Linked DNA regions of Mus musculus: region 2 is linked to region 1. A link is a loop called in an ENCODE intact Hi-C map of the cell type or tissue named here. Cell type or tissue: gastrocnemius. All regions are shown on one strand. Links, peaks and the distances in the headings refer to the core of each region. The heading gives the core; the rest is flanking DNA.

Evidence for each region. Hi-C counts contacts between places; a loop is a spot of excess contacts. Peaks named below come from ENCODE experiments on the same cell type or tissue, not always from the same donor. Only the 100,000 strongest peaks of a DNase experiment are listed, where the experiment ranks them.
Region 2: it touches region 1 in a loop (2.1-fold over the local background); 7 of 42 quality-filtered maps call a loop at or near these places.

Annotation. Positions count from the first base shown.
Region 1 is chr11:77,511,686-77,514,591 of GRCm38, forward strand. Trp53i13 (transformation related protein 53 inducible protein 13) reads right to left here and starts at 1,588. Exons shown (of 7, transcript NM_001024920.1): 1 at 1,475-1,588; 2 at 1,212-1,280; 3 at 968-1,009. The coding sequence starts at 1,546. In gastrocnemius, for the core only: no CTCF peak of the experiment used is centred there; a DNase peak (open chromatin) is centred at 1,665; H3K4me3 peaks cover 2,387 bases; H3K27ac peaks cover 1,714 bases.
Region 2 is chr11:77,605,474-77,608,379 of GRCm38, forward strand. Taok1 (TAO kinase 1) reads right to left here and starts at 2,342. Exons shown (of 21, transcript NM_001364134.1): 1 at 1,735-2,342. In gastrocnemius, for the core only: no CTCF peak of the experiment used is centred there; DNase peaks (open chromatin) are centred at 1,227, 1,746 and 2,449; H3K4me3 peaks cover 2,367 bases; H3K27ac peaks cover 2,270 bases.

The sequences.
Region 1 (2,906 bases), core at 138-2,637:
CTACAGTGTACTTACATATAATGATAAATAAATCTTAAAAAAAAAAAAAGGAACACAGTAAAAATAAAATAAAATAAATAAGACCATTCTTGGCTATAGAAGAAGGTTGAAACCAGTTTGGGCTACATGAGACCCTGTGTCAGAGAGAGGTGGAGGGCTGGAGACACAGCTCAGTGGTTAAGAGCTTTTGCTCCTCTTCCAGAGGCTCAGTTCCCAGTACTCAAATGACAGCTCACAACCTATATCTCCAGATCCATCTCTTCTGAATATACAAACACACAGGCCTCAGGCAGTGGCACAGGGTTTTAATCCCAGTACTCTGGAGGCAAAGGCAAGTGGATGTCTGTGAGTTCAAGGCCAGCCAGGTCTACTGTAGTGTATGTAGAGTGAGTTCCAAGACAGTCAATGCTACATGAAGAAGTGCTATCTTAAAAAAAAAAATCAAAAAACCAAAACTAACCAAAGTTAAAAACAACAACAACAAAAAATACCCCACAGGCAAAATTCATACCCATAAAATAAATATAAACAATTTTTAAAAAGAGCATTCATTAAAAATTGAACTGTTTACAACACATTAAAGCACACATTGCTAACATGATATAGTGTTTTGCAATCCAAGCACTATTCACTCACTTCTCAAAGCTGAAGGGACAGAATGCCATCTCTTGCAGAAGAAAATCAGAGCCAAGAAAGACAAGAGAATCCAAATCACACCAGCATTGGGATATAGGTTGTTTTTGCTACCTTCAGAGTAACTTGGAGTTACTTGCCATGCATCTAGCTACTCAACAGAACCCCTGACCCCACACTACCCATCTGCCCTGGGACTGGCAAGTGGAAGCCTCACCTCTTTCTACACAAAGTGGTAAGGAATGGACTGAGAGCCAAGATAGATAGAGGTAACCTGCGAGGCACAGTCTGCCTCCAGGGAAGGCTCCCAAGATGGGCTACTGGTTGTACTTACCTGTCCTTGGCTCACCTGTGTGTAAGTCACTCTTGGTAACACCTACACATGAGAAAAGAAGAGAGCAGCTGGGGACTTCGTGTTGGGTGTGAAGAAGGGGACAACCAGCCCCAAGCCCTGGGCTGAGATGAAGACGCTGGAGACTGAGGGCAGGAGAAACCACAGATGTCCCAATCGGGCGACCACCGAGGGTGCAGCGAGGCCGTTCAAACCCTTCTCGTCCTCGGCCCTACAGGGTTCCTACCTGTGGAGGCACAGGCCACAGGCCTTCAGGACAAGGGGTTCCTGCCTCCTCCGCCGGCTCAGCCACCACCTGTGGGTCCAAGGCGAAGAGCTGGGCGTTGGCCTCTGCGAGGGCCCCGCCCTTTCGGTTCTAGGAGTAGAGGCGCGGACGGATGGAGGGGCCTCCGAATCCCCTCGCGCGCGCCACTCTTTCCAGGACAAAGTTGAAGCAAAGCGCTTTGAGATTCCCCCGGCCAAGACCTTACCCGGAGCCGGTCGCCTTACCTCGCGAAGGCTCAGGAGCCCCACCAGGGCTACCAGAAGCAACCGGGGCGGAGGTGGAGGAGGATGAACCATTTCAGCTGGGCCAGCAGTCCCGCCAACCAACTAGCTGCAGCGCCACTCGCTCGCGCGCGCCCGCGACCCCGCGCCGCTCGCGCGCCCACGTAGACCGCGGCTCGCGCACTGCCTTGCTCCCTCCTCGCCCGGCCTCGTGCCCCGCCCCCCCTACCGCCAGGCCCGCCCCCGCCCCGCCCCGCCTCGCCTACCGCCAGGCCCGCCCCCGCCCCGCCCCGCCTACCGCCAGGCCCGCCCCTGCCCGCCTCCAGGCCGGCGCACGCGTCCTGAACCCAAAGCCGGAAAAGTTAGTCGCCAAGGATCTCCTGGTCTCCAAGCCCATGGAACCACCTCCCTCGGCCGAGATGCGTCCCGGAGCGTTTGTGCGACCATCAGAGCGCAACTGTATCGCCTGAGTAGAATCTTGGAACCCCGCAAAGGGCAGGAAGTGAGATCCTTAAGGACCGGGTGACCCAGGTGGAGACTTGTGTGCTCTTTTGGCAAACCCGCTCAACACGGAATTATGAAATCCTAGCTGTCCCAGAGAGAAGGTCCCGGCTCTAGCGCTTCACCTTCACGTTGCTCCAGTCCTGCTCTCGCTAATAATAAGAACTGAGCCCCGAGCTGTTTTGGGAGGGTCTTAGGCCCAGAAGCCTTAAGAAGCCAGAGCTTTCTTGATTCCCGCTCTCCTTTGCCCAAGGAAACACTGGTCCGAGGAGCTACAGTGCTCAGCTCGGCCTCCCTTGCAAGGGAGCGCTGCAAAGGAAATCCAGCTAAGGATTGACGCCCAATCAAAAGTTTGAAACAGGCCTGCGAGATGGCTCAGTGGGAAACGGTGCTGGCCGCCAGCCTGACGACCAGAGTTTAATCTGTGGACCTAAGTGATTGAAGGAGGGACCTGATTCCCACAGATTGTCCTCTGACCTAGACACACACACATACACACACCCCTAAACAAATCTTTTTAGGTTTGAAATACATCAAAAAATAGTTATTTCAGGCCTCTCCCATGTGCCCGGACTTATTTCACCCACCCCTGCAGAAATGACCAGATGTTGATCTGACCTAAAGAACCACACTTCTCTCTACCAAAGCCCCACCGCGGGGCTAAGCATCCCTTAATCCTCTCCCTCAACATATTCGGCCAGACTCGAGCCTCTTTCCTTTCCTACAGTCCTTCTTGATAAGTAGTGGAGACGCCTAACTCTTGGAAAGCGTCCTTGGGGGTGGGCTGGGAAGGCCACAAGTGTCTACCGGCTAGTGCCCGGATGCCCTCCAGAGAAACGACAGCCACCTCCCTCAAACTCGTGGTCAGGGTCAGATGCTTCAGTCTGCCTCTGGCCAGGTGCAGAGTCCCAGCCCTACTGAGTTATCGCCCAGT
Region 2 (2,906 bases), core at 225-2,724, 94 kb after region 1:
GCACTGAATACACAGTATAGTGAGATGCTGTTTCAAAAAAAAAAAAAAAAGTTTAAACTGGAATATGAAGGCACACACCTGTAATTCTAGCACTTGGGAGGTTGGAGACAGAGTTATCAGGAGTTTACAGTCATCCTCAGCAACCAACAGTTACACTAGCCTGGGCTACATGAGAAAGAAAGAACTTAAGTCAATGCCTAGCAGTACTGCTATATCTTTAATACTTGTATTCATAATTTTAAAATAACATATTAAGTAAAGCTAGACACAAAATTTGATGTTAATAAAATATCAAGATAATTAGCATAGTTTAGCAATCTTTATTACTGCTAATATTCACATATAGAACAGTTTTAAAACACTTCACTAGTAAATCTAAACAATTTAAAAAAAAATGGACCCAGGTGTGGAGACTTCACCTGTAATTCCAGCACAAAAGAGGGTGAGAGGCAGAACTGCTAAGTTCAAGGCAGTATGAATACAGAGTCCCTACCTATAAATCCGGGAGGATTATACTTCAAGAGTCTGCTAAAGATGAGAGAAAAAGTAAAAAGTATATATCAAGACTTCTTCAGGACTTGAAGGCTAAGTTTTTGTTTCAAAAGGCACTTACCAGAATGCTAAAACTGTTATTTCTGCTTCTACTAACCACAAAAATCAACAAGTACTACTGCCAAGACAAGATGGTTTCTTTTAAAATTAGGATGACATGAAGCAAAAAAGAAAAAAATGAGTACAGAACACAGATCATAACAGAATTGGGTGCATCACCTTACATTTCCTTAAGAAGGAATATCTGCTACATGAAAGTTTGTAACAATTTTCAGAGACTTTCTGTATCAATGTCATGCAAAATATTATTAACCTTAAAAAGTCACAGCCCGAGGCAAACGTCTGATTATATGAGTTTCAATGTAATAATTTCTAATAATTCTCAAAGAACTACAAAAGCCAAAGGGGACCCTTTAACAGTTCATCCAGGAATTCTCCCCTCTCTCAAAACAGAGTAAGAGAGACATCAAAACTGTTCTAACACGAGGCCATATCCCAACAGTAACAAGAGCGGACATACTTCCCATGGACATATCTCAGGGGAATATCCGAACAGTACTGTCATCGATTTAAAAAGCAAAGGGAAAAAAAAACTAAGCTCTCCAAGGGAAGCGCCATTGCTCCAGCCCCCCACCCCCACTTCTGTGTATGCATGGGTATGTGTACGAAGAAACTGACTTGTACTCCTGCAGCACTGCAGTAGACTAGAAGATGGGGGGGGGGGATGCTTCCATCACCCCTTACATTAGAAAGGTACAGACTTCCTTGGGGAGGAGTGGAAATCATCCAGTTGGCTGTCCAGAGCATTCTCCATTCCCAAGAATACAGACGCTACAAAGGAGGAGGAGCGGGAGCAGAGACCAGAAAGGGACCTCGCGCCTTTAAATCGGGGTGCACGTCAACTCAAATCTCCCTAACTAGAGCCACACCTTCTTAGAAACATCCCCTTCCACCACCTCTTCCGGTGACCCTTAGGAAAAAGGAATGCAATTGCTCTGGCCCCTCAAAACAGGAGGGCGCCCAGCTCACCAGTTTCTTCACCCCACCCACAGATTCACAGACCCTCCCTGTCTCCCTCCCCCACTCTATCCCCGATCTCTTCTTTCACCCGGAGAGGCCTGAGTGGGCACAATCTCCCCGCCCCCTCCATGTCTTCCTTTCCCAAAGCAGAGGTGCCCTTACCCCTTCGCCGGCAGGTCTGGGGCAGAGCAGACGGGCGCAGACCCCTGGAGCGCTCCGGTGGCCGCAGCGCTGGAGAGCGAGGAGTGAGGAGGAGGGGGCCCGGCGACAGACCGCCGCCCCCCCCCCAGCCACCCAGCCCAGGCTCTACGACAAGGGGCCGGGGGGAGGGAGGGGGGGACGAGGGGACGACCGGGGTCGAGGAGGCGCCCTTAACGCTCCGGCTCAGTTAAGATGGCGCGGGGGAAGTGCCGGGAGTCGCCGCCGCCGCCGCCTCGGGGGAACCGGACCGGGGCCTCGGCCGCCTCCGGTCCTCCCAGCCGAGGCCCTGTCGGTCCCCCGCCGCGGCCCCTTGGCGGGCGGGCCCACGCGCACCCCTCCGCCACCACTACCACCCCTGGGAAGGGGGCGCTCACAAAGAGAAGAGAGGCCGCGGGCCGTCGGGCCGCGGGGCGGGGTCCCCGGGGGCCGAGAGGCCTGGGAGGTTCGCGACTGCTCCGCGCTCTCAGCCCGCGAAGGGCGCAAGGCGAGTGGGACCCCTCCTCTCTCCTCAAGCGGGCGGCGGCACCGGCTCACTCTCTTCGCCACCCTCCCTCTCTCCTTCCAAGCCCTGAAGCCACAGAGCTCGGCCGCTGCCCAGGTTCTCTCCCCCCCCCCTTCCCGACACCACTCCCCTCCTCCCGACAGACATCTCAGCCTCAGATCTCGCGAGAGTTCTTGCCTGACAGGCCCGACCCTGCGCGAGACAGGACAGTATGCGCGCGCGGGCGCGGGCGCGCGGGCGTCCTCTCGGGAGTGCGCGAATACTTAAAGCTGGGCGGAGTGGCCCGAGTGGCCCGAGTGGCCCGGAGTGCTAGGCTTGGTCCAGTCCCACCCTCAGCTCGCCTTCGCTACGCGGGCGTCAGGTGCGTGCTAGTCAGTCCCGGAAATCCTGGGGAGAAGAGCTCCGCGCAGTCCTTCCCTCTTCCCACCTCCAGAACAGCAGCCTCCCACTAATACTGCCAAACTGAAACTTTGCTCCAAAGTGGAGAACATCTCATTCCTACACACACCTTAGTTGGACTCCTCGTGGGACTCAGGGATAAACTTCGCAGCATAATCACTATGTACCTGCGTTTGTGCGGTACTGATGGTTAGTTTGGGAACGGCAGTTAAAGACTTTCATATAAGCCATA